Linked DNA regions of Mus musculus: region 1 is linked to region 2. Evidence: chromatin loops called from intact Hi-C (ENCODE). Cell type or tissue: left cerebral cortex. All regions are shown on one strand.

The links. Hi-C counts contacts between places; a loop is a spot of excess contacts. Peaks named below come from ENCODE experiments on the same cell type or tissue, not always from the same donor. Only the 100,000 strongest peaks of a DNase experiment are listed, where the experiment ranks them.
Region 1: a loop joins it to region 2, with 2.6 times the contacts of the local background. A loop is called at or near these places in 7 of 42 quality-filtered maps.

The regions. Positions count from the first base shown.
Region 1 is chr5:31,692,776-31,700,775 of GRCm38, forward strand. Rbks (ribokinase) reads right to left here and starts at 4,835. Exons shown (of 8, transcript NM_153196.1): 1 at 4,735-4,835. The coding sequence starts at 4,826. It overlaps Babam2 (BRISC and BRCA1 A complex member 2), which reads left to right and starts at 5,275. Exons shown (of 12, transcript NM_144541.1): 1 at 5,275-5,302. In left cerebral cortex, no CTCF peak of the experiment used is centred here; DNase peaks (open chromatin) are centred at 4,903, 5,218, 5,424 and 5,704; H3K4me3 peaks cover 1,895 bases; H3K27ac peaks cover 1,740 bases.
Region 2 is chr5:31,877,170-31,885,169 of GRCm38, forward strand. All of the region lies in intron 6 of Babam2 (BRISC and BRCA1 A complex member 2), which reads left to right. Among named protein-coding and RNA genes, the nearest start is that of Gm52770, 120 kb to the right of the region's middle. In left cerebral cortex, no CTCF peak of the experiment used is centred here; DNase peaks (open chromatin) are centred at 4,591, 4,959 and 5,349; H3K27ac peaks cover 1,416 bases.

The DNA of each region.
Region 1 (8,000 bases), 180 kb before region 2:
CTTTACAAAGCAGAAATTTTTGTCTGTGTATCTTTTCTAACTAGGGCAGAAACTGATACATAGTGTAAATCCAATAAAAATGAGTTGAATGACCGAAAAGAACGGGTGATATACATGCTATAAAAAATAAGGACTTAAAGTATAATTAATGCAGATCTGTAAACTGAACATATAAAAAAGAATCATGTATTTTCATATCTTTCCTTAGACCAGATTTGATTTCTCTTTTCGTTGTAACATGAAACCGTTTTTAAAGACAGGGAGGGTTTCGTGTAGCACAGACTGGCTTTAAACTCCTTGTGTGGCTGAGGATGACCCTGCTGTCGGTTTTTTTTCTTTCTTTTTTTCTTTCTTTCTCCCATTTCCCAAGTGCTGGATTCCAGGCATGTGCCATCATGCTTGATACAACATGAAACCTCATGAAACTTTAGACAGGATAATGATAAACACAGATGGGCATTACAAAATGTCAGCTGGATGAATGAAGGAGTTTTAAGAATTATTACTACATGGAGCTTACTACACATAGAAAACTAAAATTAAAAAAAAGGCTCATTGATTGAATTATCAGTGTCTGGCACTCAGCAGTATATAAAGTGAGTTGGACTTGGATGCCTTCCAAAAAGGCTTAGTGAAGCATTTACTTCTAAAGTAATTCTATAGTACAGGCATGATGTCTAGGCTGGCTACATTAAATGCAGGAATACAATGAGAGTAATGGAGTAATGAAGATGCTACTTTTAGATTTGAAGATCTTTAGTTATTCTTTACCAGTGTCCAAGATAAACAGTGAATATACAGAGACTACAAATTTCCACATGGAATTTACACAAAAAGGCACTAGTATTGGTCTCTTAGAGAGAATGATAGGAAGGAAACAAAGTCTGGGCCTTCTGGGTTTCAGCCTTCATTTTGCCTTTGACTGGCTGTGTGATCAGAAGTGACCTGTTTAAGCTCTTGGTCACCTCATATGCAAATGTGAGTGAGGGTGGACTGAAAAGATCCAAAGGTTCCCTAAGTGATAGTGTAAGGTTATTTGATGCTGATATACAGTGTGAGTAAAATGCTCTTAAAAGATGCATACCGTAATCTCTCCAATTTAGAAATATCTTGTATACAGCAAAGGAGAACTTAGGTAGTGAATAGCCAATAAGATATAATAAGAGAAGGAGATTATCTTGAGTTATTTAGCTGGGATCAGTGTAATACAAGGGTTCTTATAGTGCACATGGAATGAGTTAGGCTGATGCTATGTGAGAAAGACTTAACCAACTACTGTTTGCTACTAAGATGAAGGGGACCTGACTAAAAAAGTAACAGAGAAGCTATAAACATTAAGAAAACATCTCCCAGAAAGGAACCTCACCTACTGACTCCTTGATTTTAGTTTAGTGATTACTAAGCAAGACTTATGACCTCCAGAGCTATAATAATATTAAGGCAATCAAATCTATGGCAAATTGTTTCAGCAGTAGTAGGAAACTAATATAACCATGACACATATTTTACAAACAAAGCCAGACCAATTTTATTCAGGGTTCTGAATAAAAACAAGGTATATATATAAAAAAACCCAAACAGATCATGAAAACTTTTTAAGAAAAATCTATGGAAATTAGTAGTCTAGGGAAGAGTTTTTAATTAGTGACTCATATGAAAAATATTAACTCAAATATTTTATAAGAAAATGACAAGGGAAATTAGGACATTTATCCATAATGTAAGTTTCTAGGCCCTGGCTTACTTATCTATAAACTGAGGGGCTAGGATTAATAGCCCGTAAAATTTCTCTACTTCTGAAATTTTAAAATTCTGACATCATAAAATTAGCCTTTGCCTCTGGGTATCCCTCATCCCCTGAAGTCTGAAGACTAACCACCTTAAGAGACATTAGGCTGTCTTTAGTGTGTGATGGTTAAGCTTCTCAGAAGGTGGTGGACTGAGCCCAGGACTTGGCCCATGCTGAACATGTACCTGACAACTGAGTAACAACCCCTAACTTTGTATGTTCTTGATGGAACTATTTCTAAAGTGAAATATTCTCCCTGTGTTTTAAAAAAAGATTTATTTTATATATGTGAGTATACTACGCTGTCGCTGTCTTCAGTCACAGCAGAAGAGGGCATCGAATCCCACTTCAGATGGTTGTGAGCCACCATGTGGTTGCTGGGAATTGAACTCAGAACCTCTGGAAGAGCAGTCAGTGCTCATCCATCTGCTCAGCCACCGCATTCCCTACTTTGATCTAAAACAAACACCACATTCTACCTTTTCTTCAAGAACTGCCACTGGGATTAAGTTAGTTAGGATGGACTGGAGACAGCCTACACACAGGGACTTATGGACAGGTTAGTCTGCAGCATTCCTTATCTGGGAGATCAGAATGACGAGACCCTTTGCATATGCTCGGCCTAGGGAGTGGCATGATTACAAGGTGGCCCTGTTGAAGTAGGTGTGTCACTGTGGGTGTGGGCTTTAAGACCCTTATCCTAGCTGCCTGGAAGTCAGTATTCTGCTAGCAGCCTTCAGAGGAAACTGTAGAACTCTCAGCACCTCCTGCACCATGCTGTCTGGATGCTGCCATGCTCCCTCCTTGATGATAATGGACTGAACCTCTGAACTGTAAGCCAGCCCCAAATAAATGTTGTCCTTTATAAGAGTTGCCTTGGTCATGGTGTCTGTTCACAGCAATAAAATCCTAATGAAGACAAAGGACTTTTCACACTTCCAAATGTGACCTGCCAAACTTAAATCTTTACTATCTGGAGCTTTACAGAAAGATGTGCTGACATCTTCCCCTAGAAAAATACACATAAGCCTCCTCACCAAAGGTCTCCAGCTATATTGTCTTCCAGTACAGAAAATCATGCCTGCCTCAGCGTAACTTAGGACAAGGTAGCAGCTCAAACATTTCTGAAAAAGGAAAATTTAGAATTTAGAGACAGACTTGGGGCTGTAAGCCTGTAATCCCAGCTACAGCAAGATAGCATGGTCAAGTGCCTAACTTACATGGTACAAGTTCAGCATGGGGAACTTAGTGAGATTCTGTCTCAAATAATAAAATTAAAAGCTATAAGTGTAGTTTAGTAGTAAAGTATTTACTAGCCATGCAACGGACCTGAGTTCAATATCTAGCACCACACACAAAATTATATAAACTTTAATTATTTGTAGCTCTTCTGTTATTGCTTCATTTAAAAAAATCATTTTTTTACTTTTAACTCTGTGTGTAGGAAAGCAATGCACTTGGAGGTGTGGGACCCTTTAGATGGGAGTTACAGGTGGTTTTTATCCAATGCTCTTAACTGTTGAGGCCATTTCTGTAGTCCCTACAACATATCAGGGTTTTTGTCAATTAACTTGCCTCTCCCAGTCTCCTTTTTCTTTCTTTCTTTTCTTTTTCTTTTTTTTTTTTTGTTTTTTTCGAGACAGGGTTTCTCTGTGTAGCCCTGGCTGTCCTGGAGCTTACTTTGTAGACCAGGCTGGCCTGGAACTCAGAAATCCGCCTGCCTCTGCCTCCCAAGTGCTGGGATTAAAGGCGTGCATCACCACGCCCGGCCCCAGTCTCCTTTTTAATTCCATCTTTTCTGTTGTGTTTGGTAATTTGAAAGCATAGACTTATTTATTCTATCTATCTATCTATCTATCTATCTATCTATTGTGTACACACTCATGCATCACATATGTAGTGTCCTTCCACCATACTGGGCTCCAGGAACTGAAGGGCATTAGGCTTTAGTCAAGCACCTTTACCTCATAGCCATCTTGATGAATCTGATAACAATTTATAATGTTTTAAGCAAGATTAAGTTAGATATATGAGGCCCCTGGAGCTGTTTTTAAAGTAGATATAGGTAGTTTGGTGAAAGGGTTTGGTTGTTTTGATTACCCCAAGGCCTTATTTCAAAGTTCTCTGCTATCTTTTGGAAAAATAGTTTAGGGACCGATGACACTAAGTTGCTGGGAAATATGGTTATTAACATAAACAGAATTATATGGCCTGAGTTTTTTGGAATACCTGAACTATTTTTTTTTCTACAATGTATATTGCTTATCTGCTTGGAAAGCTGTTTTCATAAAAACAGACGACAAAGCAGAAGGATCTTCCCTACAACCTCTCTGACCTAACTCAACTATTCTCATTTAGCACTATTTGGTCAGGTTTTTAGTGGCTGTAATTGTCATGTTTGTGTGTGTGTGTGTGTGTTTTAAATTTTGAATTCACACTTAGGTTCACCACAAAGGTTGGCCCATGGTTACATTTCCACATAAAAGTAAACTGTAAATATGGAACACTGCAGGAATGCCAACATGAGTGAAAAGGTGTTTGCCTCAGTGCCTTCTTTCACGTGTTCAATCCAGTAATACCCAGTTGGGTCTGGTGGACAAAACACTTCTTGTGCTCTCAACCCTGTGAAGTAGGTACATCATGTTCTCAGAGGTTAAAATGTCATGGGGCAGCCTGGCCAAGGAAACAGGTGCAGGTGTTTGGGGGCGCCCGTAGGTGGGGGTGTCTATCAAAGCTTTCATTCAGTCCCCCCACCCCCCATCCCTGTCCCTTCCTCTGTCATTGACCTCCACAAACTTGAATTCTGCCTTTTCACCTCAGAAGTCGTGCTTGGAAACCTGAAGCTTTCAGGAAAGTTCCAATGGTGGGTGCCCACCGATCCGAGGCCCGGGCATCCACAGTGTGGCTCGCCCTCCCGAGACCTTGCGCTGCGGCCCCGCACTAACCTGACCAGGTCGGTCATGCAGGAACCCACCACTACCACCGCTGCTGCCTCCTCCTCCTGCCAGGGCCTCCCGGGCTCCCCACACGCCGCCATTACTAATCCTGCTCAACCCTGACGCTGCCCTTTGCCCTTTGCCTGACCCCGTAACCAGGGACGCCGCCCCGTCCTCCTTAACGACGCGGGCGTTCCACCCGCCTGTGCCGGTCGCCCTCCCAAATGCCCGAAATCTCTCCGGCCTTTGGCTAGTCCTGATCCCTCTGGGACCGGTGTTCCTGCCCCGCCTCACAAGCACAGGGCCCGGCCGCCACGGCGAGAATGACAGAGCGCGCCAAGCACTAGGCCAGAGCTCCCGGGAACCTTCAGGCGCTACCCGGTCGCCTTCCTCAGCTTCCGGCTTCTCGGCGCGGGGACGCGCACGCCCGGCCGGCTCCGGAGAGGGCGGGACGTCCGGGGGAGCGCGCACGCATCCGGCCCGCGGTTCGCGCGCAGGTCGGTGCGTCGGTCGGGGGCGCGCTCGGGTAACCTGTACCCCGTCTAGTCGCCGGTTACTGATCGGACTTAAGTTCCAGGTACCTGGACCCGGGCTGGTGCGGGGAGGTTGGATCTCAGTCGCACAGGTGGCGCAGAGAGCCATGTTTGAGTATGGCCAGAGAGCTAGCCTCTTCAAGAGAAGGCCCGCGTTCCAAAGATGCCCCGCTCGCCCCACAGCACGCGGATTCCCTCAAGAGCCGCCCCCAAGATCTGAGGCTTCTCTTTCTCCACGTATCTCGTTCAGTCCTGGTTTCTGATGAAGCCCGCCTCTTTTTGCACTTGATGAGGGCATCATACAATTTGGGAGAAAGGGTTGGATCCCTTTAGATTCTCCTCAGAATGGGTGGACATTCTTTGGATCGGAACCAATTCGCTCTCCCCGCCCCTCCCTGATGTTGCCCAGTGGAGAAATTGCTCCCCCACAGTAACTTCCCTCGTGCGCCATATGACGTGGACGTGATGCAGCAGGAGGCCACCCCTTTCCGTTCCATGACGTCAACGGGGGCACATGTTTCCGTGTTTGTCATCCTCTCCTAATTGCGAGAGCCTAGATGGTGCTTTATACGTCTTTGTGTTCCCCAGACAGCCTGCCCACTAAAAGACCTCATGTGACCTTATCTTGCGGCAGCAGATTTTTTTATAAAAATTATATATTTGCATCTTCCGTCTGCAATACATCAAAATCAGGAAATACAAATTGCAAAACAAGCATTCAAGAGAGGCAGGTCACCAAAATTTCCTGCTTCTCTGGAATCAGTTATAATGGTGCCATATGTAAAGGAGAGGTGTGTGTTTCTAATCCATATCCCTGCATATTGTACCAAAGAATCATCTTTTTTTTTTTTTTTCTCTTCAAATTCCTGATTTTGGAGTCAGTATAGTTTTTTTTTTTTTTAACTTTCATTTGTTAGTGAAGTCACACTTACTGAAACATCTTGAAGCTGCACAAAACCTTGCACTGTCAAAAACTTGTATTATAGCTGCTGTTCTGGAGATAAAGACAGAAATCCATTCCCTCAGGTGTGATCCTAACGTCTTGACAGTTGCTGAAGTGGAATGGGTTTTCATAATCACTAGTGTGGTTTGGCGTCTGGAGAAGGTTGTTTCCTTTGGCATTTAATTAGTGAATCATTCAGGCTAGTACCAACACTGGATCAGCAGGAGCCTAGTTGGTGTCTAGCTGTAAAGCAATCATGTGTATAAATTCGTGACTTTGTCTTTATATTTACCGAAGTGTATGCTTTAAAAATTCACCTTGGTGCTTTCTTTAGTGGCCATTGTAATTAATGCTTGAGAAGAGGATAGGAATAGTGGAATTTGAGAGAGCTCTGGACCTGAATTTCAGTCCTTCTGTTTGTTCTTTATGTGACATTAAATAAGTAACTTGATTTGGCTGGTCTTTAGCTTTTGTATTTACAAAATGGAAACAGTATTCATTAAGAAACTGTGTGTGTGTGTGGGGGGGGAGTGGATGTTTGTGCAGAGAGGTGAGTAACAGAGATCATGTGTGAGGTGTTAGTTTGATTTCTCTTTCTTGGAGAAATTTGGTGTAAATTAGATACTCTGAGGAAAAAAACAAACCATGGAACAGTTTTTTTTTTTTTTTTTTTGTCATAAGATATCCTTCTGCTTGCTTCTCAGATGACTCTGTGTGTTTTGAATGTGAAGTAAATGAGCATCCCCCTCCAGGAACTGTGACATAGTGGGCAGACATCAGGCAGGACTGTGGAGTTTAGAAAAGTCTTCAAAGTGATAGTGTGGGTGAGCCTACTGTCCAGAAACAGTTACCCAAGTCACCTGGAATGTGGGAATTAGAAACATGCCTTATACCAGACTGTGAAGATGAATGGCAAGGCTGCATATGGAAGTGACTTATAAGTCATGCCATGCTATAAGATATATGTATTTTTATGATAGATACTATATATAGGAAAGGAGACATTTGCTCATGTTAGATGTATTAGAATGTATGGGGAGGCCAGCTCCCAAGAGTCAGAAGACAACCATGTAGAGACTAAAGTATACTGTGTAAAGCTTAAGCACCTCACAAATATTTCGGGGGGGGGCATCATGGTGTCACTGTGTGTGTGTGTGTGTGTGTGTGTGTAACTACAATGATAAAGCAAACATTCAGTTTAGCAGAGCTTATAAATTCTTATGTGGCACAGTGCTTAGAAACCAGAACAGCAGGTACTCATAATTGTACCTGGATGGGAATGAATTTGCTTTCATTGTGGGATTAATCTTTCAGATGGAGAGAGACAGTAGTCATTTGAATTGACTTATTCACCTCTAAAGCAGTAGCTTTCACCTATTAGGAGTTCGTGCACACTCTCCTGCAGCTCCGTGAACATCCAAATCACATACGTGTGATTTATTGCTTTTGTATTATCAAGTGTAAAGACTTCGCAGTGCCAGAAAATCAAAGACTGAAAAGATTCAATTTGTCTTTGTTGCTTAATATCTGGACACGCATAAATCTCTGCCCTATGTTTTTATAATTTAAGTGTCAAGTACCTTTATCCCCCAGATTTAGCTGTATTTAACCCCTATGATTTGTGTGCATGTGTGTACATGGTATGTCTGTGTATAGAGTATGCATATATATGTGTGTGTGTACATGATTTGGAGAGAGGATAGTGTTGAGTATCTTCCTCTATCGTCCTTGACCTTAGATTAGAGAGAGGGTCTCTCACTGACTTTGGGCTTCACGGTTTTGGCTAGACTGGTGAGCCC
Region 2 (8,000 bases):
TTTGGGGATATTCTTTCCCCCAATAGAACCTTGAAAGTAATTCTGTAGTTCTTATATCATGTCTCTCATTTTAGATTATGGCTTTTTTGTGAAAGTTTACCCACTATATGTATACTTCTCAAAAGTTCAGGAAGATTTTACAGCCAGTGTTTTTAATGGACAAATAAGAATTATGGAAGGAATGCTAAATGTGTCCTGTTCTGTATTATGAGTGTGATTGAGGAATTGCTGATTCAGTGAGGTGCCGTTCCATTCCTCTCCCTCTGCTCTTGTCTGGCATCTGGGTTTCACATCATCACGTAGATGGGAAGAGTGTTAGCGTCTTCACAGATAGACACATTCAAAGCCTCGTTGCTTCTCCAGGCCCATAGCAGGACCTGGCTGTGATTTCTGAGAGCTTCCTAGGAGATTTGCCCAAGTGAAACCTGAGGGTCAGAAGGTCACCACCATTCTGGAGCTCCTAATATTTCCTAGCATGATCTTTTCTTTTTTTGGTTTTTTTTTTTTTTTTTTTTTTTTTTTTGGCTTTTCAAGACAGGGTTCCTCTGTGTAGCAGTGGCTGCCCTGGAACTCACTTTGTAGACCAGGCTGGCCTTGAACTCAGAAATCCACCTGCCTCTGCCTCCCAAGGTCTGGGATCCCCACCACTGCCCGGCGATCTTCGTCTTAGCTAATACCAGATCATTTTTAAGTAGCTATATTTAGCACCATGCTCCTCTTGTGTGGGTTGTTCTTTGCATATTTAGCTGATCAGACAGGTCATAGGTCACAGACTTCATAAACTCATCGAGCCCAGTACATTAAGAAAGCCTTTTTCACCTTTGCATTCTAAGACACATTTGTAGAGCTTCAGGCTTCAGGGGTGTCTTAGTCAGGGTTTCTATTCCTGGACAAAGCATCATGACCAAGAAGCAAGTTGGGGAGGTCAGGGTTTATTGGGCTTACACTTCCATACTGCTGTTCATCACCAAGGAAGTCAGGATTGGAACTCAAGCAGGTCAGAAAGCAGGAGCTGATGCAGAGGCCATGGAGGGATGTTCTTTACTGGCTTGCTCAGCCTGCTCTCTTTAAAATCAAGACTACCAGCCCAGAGATGGTCCCACCCACAAGGGGCCTTTCCCCCTTGATCACTAATTGAGAAAATGCCTTACAGTTGGATCTCATGGAGGCATTTCCTCAACTGAAGCTCCTTTCTCTGTGATAACTCCAGCTTGTGTCGAGTTGACACAAAACTAGCCAGTACAAGGGGTTTTTCTCCAGTGAGAGAATAAACAATAGAGAAGCGCTGACCTAGGTTACCCAATGTCTAGAGAGTCATGCTGAGAGAGAAGACCACACACTAGAAAGAAAAGACTGAAACAGTTTGTTCTCTGAGAACTCGTTTCACTCATATTTGTCTCTGTCTCAGTGAGCAATGTGATGTCTCGTACCCAGTAAAGCCCTAGATTGTGATGGGAAAGCATGGGCCAGAGTCCTGAGGGTAGAATTGTCTCCAGGTGCCCTCCCTGCTAATACAGAGTTGGAGGCTCCAGGCATTTTGTGTAGTATCTTTGAGAAATGTCTAGGCCTGCACAAAGCAGGTGATAATTGTATCTATCTTGATGGCTTGTTGGGGATTATGTCTCATCATGATGCATAGCACCCAGATAGAAATGAGCCGTATGAGGCAACTCCCAAGAGAAGCATTGCTAGTACAGATTTGGCTATTTTAGATATGAAACCTTAACTCTGTGATCGGAGAAAAGCTGTCTACCCTGGTAGATTGCTGTGATAAAACTTGATAAGATTCCGATTAGAGAAAAACAGCAATATTTGAGAGAATTATTAAGCCCATATATGTACACAAGTCTTGGTATGCAATTGAATATAAACATTCTGTACATTTGTTAATGTATTTCTGTGTTTTTGTTTGCTTGGTTTGGTTTTTTAAAGATAAAGTCCTGTTAGATGTCACAGCTGGCCCATTCACTGTCTTCCTGCCTCAGCCATCTGAATGCTGGAAGTTTAGGCATGTGCCACAATGCCTGTCCCTGAGTTTCTGTTTTCAAAATGTATGATCTTTTCTGTTTTCCTGGTGCATTTATATATTTTTTTAATTTTTTAAAGTTAAAGCTATATCTAATTTACTACAAAATATAGATATTACAGCATGTCTGTTCTTTGGCCATTTGAAAATAAGTGTTTGTCATGATGGACACAAGCTCCTTATGCTTTGATACATACTTCTTACAAGTGAGAGCCTCCCAGTAATTGTATATGCAGTTCAGGAAGTTAACATTGGTTCATTACTACCATCCAGTTTTAAGATCCATTCAAATTTCACCAAGTCACCTAGTGAGTTCTTGATAGCAGAATAATTCATGTTGACATTGTGTGATATCTTCAGCTATGTGTTTCTTCAGCCTGTAATAGAACTTTAGTTTTCCTTTGGCATTCACAACATTTAACTGTGTGTGTGTGTGTGTGTGTGTGTGTGTGTGTGTGTGTGTGTGTGTGAAGCTTTGGGTCTGTCTGATATTCTATCATGACTGGATTTCATGACAGGACATCACAGAAATGAGCTGTACTTCCCTTTCGCCTCCTCTCAGGTGACATATCCTTTCTATAGCCACTTGGCTGAGGTTGTGCTCATCGCTTGTTTGAGATTCTGTCTACCATAATTTGGATCTTAAGCATCCCTCAATGGCCCACATGCAAAGGCTTGGTCCCCAACCCACAGTACTCTCAGAATGTAGGAGGCAGGATTATTGGGACCCCAGTTCCTCTTCCTCATCTTCCTTCTGCTACTCTCTCTCCCCTCCTCTCTTTCTGCCTCTCCCCCACCATCATGGGATAAACAGATCTTTTTCATCACATGTTCCTGAAAATGCTGATTATGTTGCCTTGGCTCAAGCAATCCCAGTCTAGAAATGCTGGTCCATGGTCCAGACTAAACTTCCTTCATGCCGCCTCCCTCCTGTTGTTTTCTCACAGCAGTAGAAAGCTGATGAGTGTGCTGTCTATCGTGTTTTCACTACAAAGTTACTTCACCTTTTGATTTGTGTATATTTTGTGCTAAGTTCTTTTGTATTCTGTCTTTGTCTGTATTAACAGACACGTACATAACTGATGCTTCTAATTTCAGTTCAGTGCAGGGGCACAGTTTCTCTTTTCCTCTGAATGCATTAAATATGATTCTCATTATCTTAGTGTGTTACTATAATAAAACATGTAGGTATTATTTATTTTAATTATATATCCGTTGATATGGAACCTGTCTTGCATTGTTGCTTCTTCTGCCTCCCCCCATGAGTGAGTATGTTCCCCATTATGCTTGAAGTCTGACATGGACCAAATTACCCTTTATTCAGATTTACCTCTGTTGCTGTGATCAAATAGCTTGGAGTGTAAACAGTTTATTTCATCTGAAACGTTACAGCTTGTCATCAAAGGAAGCCAAAGCAGAAACTCAAAGCAGGAACCTGACCATGGGAACTGAAACAGACTATGGAAGGATGCTTCTTATTGGCTTGTCCAGCTTCCCTTAGACAGTCCGGGACCATCTGTTCAGGCTATAGGAATGGCCACCTTAGGATGCATCTTCCTACATCAACCATATATCAAAAATAATAAAATAAAATAAAATAAAATGTAAAAGCCCAGCAGTGGAAGCAGGGGCTGTCTCTGACTCTTTCTACCTTCAGGAGCTCTTTCCTCCTACTGGTTGCCTCATCTAGCCTTAATAGGAGAGGAGGTGCCTAGTCATAGAGCGGGCTGGTTGAAGGAGGCCTGCCTTTTTCTGAAGAGAAAAGGAAGAGGAGAAGTGGGTTGGGGAAGGAACTGAGAAAAGGAAGAGAGGAAGGAGGGGAACCTACAGTTAGGATGTTATAAAACTAACTAACTAACTAACTAATTGAATTAATGAGTTTAAAAGTCCCACAGACACTCCAAGGCCAATCTGATCTAGGCAATTACTCAGTTGAGGTTCCTCTTCCTAGGTGACTATAATTTGTGTTAAGTTGACCAAAGAAGCCAGAATGCCCTTCTGTGTAGTCCTCGATGCTCTGCACCACTGTAGTGCTCCCTCTTCACCTCAGGTCAGTCATGCTGTCCTCACTCCAACCTTCTGAAGGTATTCAGGTTTCTGAAGGTCTCCAGATTCAATAAGTACTCCATTAATATCAGTATCTACTCTGTCATTCCTTTCTCATCACCCTGAAAAAAAAAAAAAAACCCAGTTTCTTAACTGAGATGCATCAAGGTTATTTATGATCTAGTTCTTAAACTTGTTCAGCTTCATCTCTTTCAGTTTCCCCCAATATCCGGTGCTTCAGCCTTCCTGAATAGTATTGTGCCTGTATGTGCCTCAGCATCTGTCTTTCTAATCTCCTACCCTTTTTGACTCCATGCAACACTGCATCACTTCCTCCTTGATGCCTCCTGAAGCCCCCAGCTTCAACCCTTTGCTAGCATCCCTGCCTTGCCCTTCCATTTAAGCACATACTCACTGCAACAGGATCACCTAGCATTCATTTACTTGTTTGCTTCCTGCTTGTGGCAGTGTGTCTGTCTCTCCATGGGGGAAAGCCTGGGATGTTCTGGTGAGGTTTGGGGAAGTTGCTTTTGTCCTTGTTTGTTGCTGTTGCTATCATTTTAACACGTTTCATTTCTTAGTAGTTTTTGAGAGCTGGATTGCTATGCATATTTTCTTGTGTCCTTACCCATATGTGATTAAATAACAGAGTCAAGAAACCCAAATAAGGGCTTCCCCTCTTCTGCTGGCCTAATTTCATTCTTTGATATCTACTTAGTAAAAACTTTTGTTCACTCAGAAACTTGAATCCACACTCTGGCGTGAATTAGAAACGTTAAGCTGTTAATAACTTCCCTGGAGAATTATGACTTGAAAGAATGCTTTGCTACTTTTATCATCAGTTATGCATCGTGAAATGTCACAATTTCTCTTCAGAATTTCTTTATAAGCACAAAGCTGCAAATGTTCATCAATTGATCTATCTCAAGCCCCTATTAGCTTAGAAATGAGAGGAACATTCTTTAGTAATCCAGGCCAATGAGAACTCCTAACTCAATTTATACTTCTAAATCTGGCATCAGCATTTCTATAATTAGTAAAGTTCTAGCAAATCCACCTACTCAAGATCTCTGCTAAGTCCAACATTTATAGTGGTTCATTACAGAGCTATTAATATCATAGTCTTTCCTCATATGAATATTTCTACTCTCCATAATTCACTGCAGGGACATTTTTGCTCTGTTCTTCCTCTTTTGGACCTTGCATTTCCTTTCTGATTCACACGGTCCTCAGTACGTGACAAAGAGTTTTCAAAGCAAATTTGGACTAGGAGAATCATGCAGAGGAAAAGCATTGCAGCAGGAGTCAGCAACACTGGATTTGGGTTTCTGCCCTGTGACTCACTCGCTCTGTACATAGCATAATCCACTTTCTTTATCTTAGTGTCTGTGAATCTGTGGGTGTTGGAATCAATGGTTACAAGCCTTTTCTTTTTAATATAAAACAGAATAATAATAGCTCGAGGTGAAGTGGTGGCCAGGTCCAGGAAGCCTGTCCATTGTTGCCCTGGGCTGCTCTGAGCAAACTCAAGAGAGGTGCAGACTCTAGTTCTCCATAGAGTATAGGGTGCAGCCTCTAAGGCTGTTCTTACCTTCATATTTTCTAAGTTTGTCTTTAGTGAACTCCCATCAACAGCAAGGAAGGTGTCCAGTCTCTCCACATCCTCACCAGTATTTGGTATTTTCTGGGCCGTTGCTTTTAAATACAGAAGTTGTCCTCATGGGTGTTTGATGGCACCCACTGTGTTTTGGGTTACTAACAACTTCTCATGAGCTCACTGGCCATTTGTTCATCTTATTTGGGTAAAAGTCTACTCAAATTCTTTGCACATTTTAACATCAGATTGTTTATTGTCTTGTTGAGTTTCAGGGGTTCTGTATGTGTTCTGGATATTAACTTGTGATAAAAATATGGTGTAGATGGTGTGGTTGTACATATCTTTAGTCCCAGCACTGGGGAGATAGAAGCAAGCAGATCTCTGTGAGTTCAGTATCAGCCTGGTCTACATAGTGAGTTCAAAGCCAGCCAGAGTTACACGATAAGACACATACATACATGCATACATACACACACATACACACATGAGACATGTGCATGCATATATATATCTCAGATGTTTTCTCTCACCTGCCGTTTTACTGCTAATCCTGATTTTTTTCATAAAGTCTGATTTATCAGTTTTTCTTTAGTTGTCTATATACTTATTTACAATTCCTAAACTTTACATAGTCTTCATTTTATGCAGCCTCCTAGCCCAGTGTGATCTCCTTCCTGCTTTTTCTCTTAAGTCACAGGGCTCACCCTGTTACTCTTCAGTTCCTTGTATTATGTTTGCCTCTGTTTTCTTTTCTTTAGTTGCTAGTTGTCTTAGCCAGTGCTTCTGAGACTTTAATGTGCATCAAATGTCCTAGCTGGTGCTTAGTTTGAATAGCATGGCTCCACGCTTCACCATCTATCCATATGGGTTTCAATACCTATGCTGTTCACAAAAGTTACATCACACCCTTATTTCTTGTTTCTGGGCTGTTCCTCTGTCTCTAGATGTTTGGAATTGAAATCCTGAAATCGAAAGAGGTATGAAAGCAGTTAGTGCTTATAACTTCCCTCAGGCTGGGAAAGCCAGATCTCTGCTCAATGGTTTTGTTTCTTTGTTTATTTTTGGTTTTTAAACCACTTTTGAAGCTTTTCTTGGAATACACATTACTCTTCTGTTTGCATTATCTCTCTCAAGGAAAAAAAAAGGCATAATAGAGTGAGGGTTGGACAAGAAAGAGCCTAAGGAGGTGACTCTGTATTCGCAGAGACTGAGTGAGTTCTTCAACCTTTTCGTAGGCCTTTGTCCACTTATGTTGTCCTGTCTTTGTAAGGACTCTCACTGAAAGCAAAGAATACTTTTCTCATTTCATGTTCTCTCTCTCTCTCTCTCTCTCTCTCTCTCTCACTGAATATTTCCATTTCTGGGGTGGGGGTCTTCATTATTTGACAGTGTGTCACAAACAAGTCAAGTCATAGATGAGCAAAGCCATACGAAAGCCATAGGAAACCGCATAGAATGTTGTTTAGAAGTTTGTTAGTACAAGAAAATCAAGAAGAGGGAAGACCAATGGGTGGATACTTCATTCCTCCTTAGAATAGGGACTTTGTTGTCCATGAAAGGAGTTACAGAGACAAAGTTTGGAGCTAAGATGAAAGGATGGACTATCCAGAGACTATCCCACCCAGGGATCCATCCCATAATCAGCCATCAAACTCAGACACTATTGCATATGCATATGCCAGCAAGATTTTGCTGAAGGGACCCAGTTACAGCTGTCTCGTATGAGGCTATGCCAGTGCCTGACAAATACAGAAGTGGATGCTCACAGTCAGCTATAAGATGGAACACAGGGTCCCCAATGGAGAAACTAGAGAAAGCACCCAAGGAGCTGAAGGGGTCTGCAACCCTATAGGTGGAACATCAATATGAACTAACCAGTACCCCCAGAGCTCGTGTCTCTAGCTGCATATGTAGCAGAAGATGGCCTAGTTGGCCATCATTGGGAAGAGAGGCCCCTTGGTCTTGCAAACGTTATATGCCCCAGTACAGAGGAACGCCAGGGCCAAGAAGTGGGAGTGGGTGGGTAAGGGAGCAGGGTAGGGAAGCAGGGCCGGGGGAGGGTATAGGGAACTTTCGGGCTAGCATTTGAAATGTATATAAAGGAAATATCTAATAAAAAAAAAGAAGTTTGTTAGCTTTAAGAAGACAGGTTAAATTAAAAATGGCAAAAATTATTGCCCTTGCCTTTGTGTGCTGTGAGGTTTGCATATTCAGTCGTGTATACACCTGTTTCTCCTTATTCTGAGGGATAATCCAAACTCAGATCAAATATTCCAATTGATTTATGTTGGAAAGCCAAGTTAATGATTAACATCCTTCTCTGCTGACTTC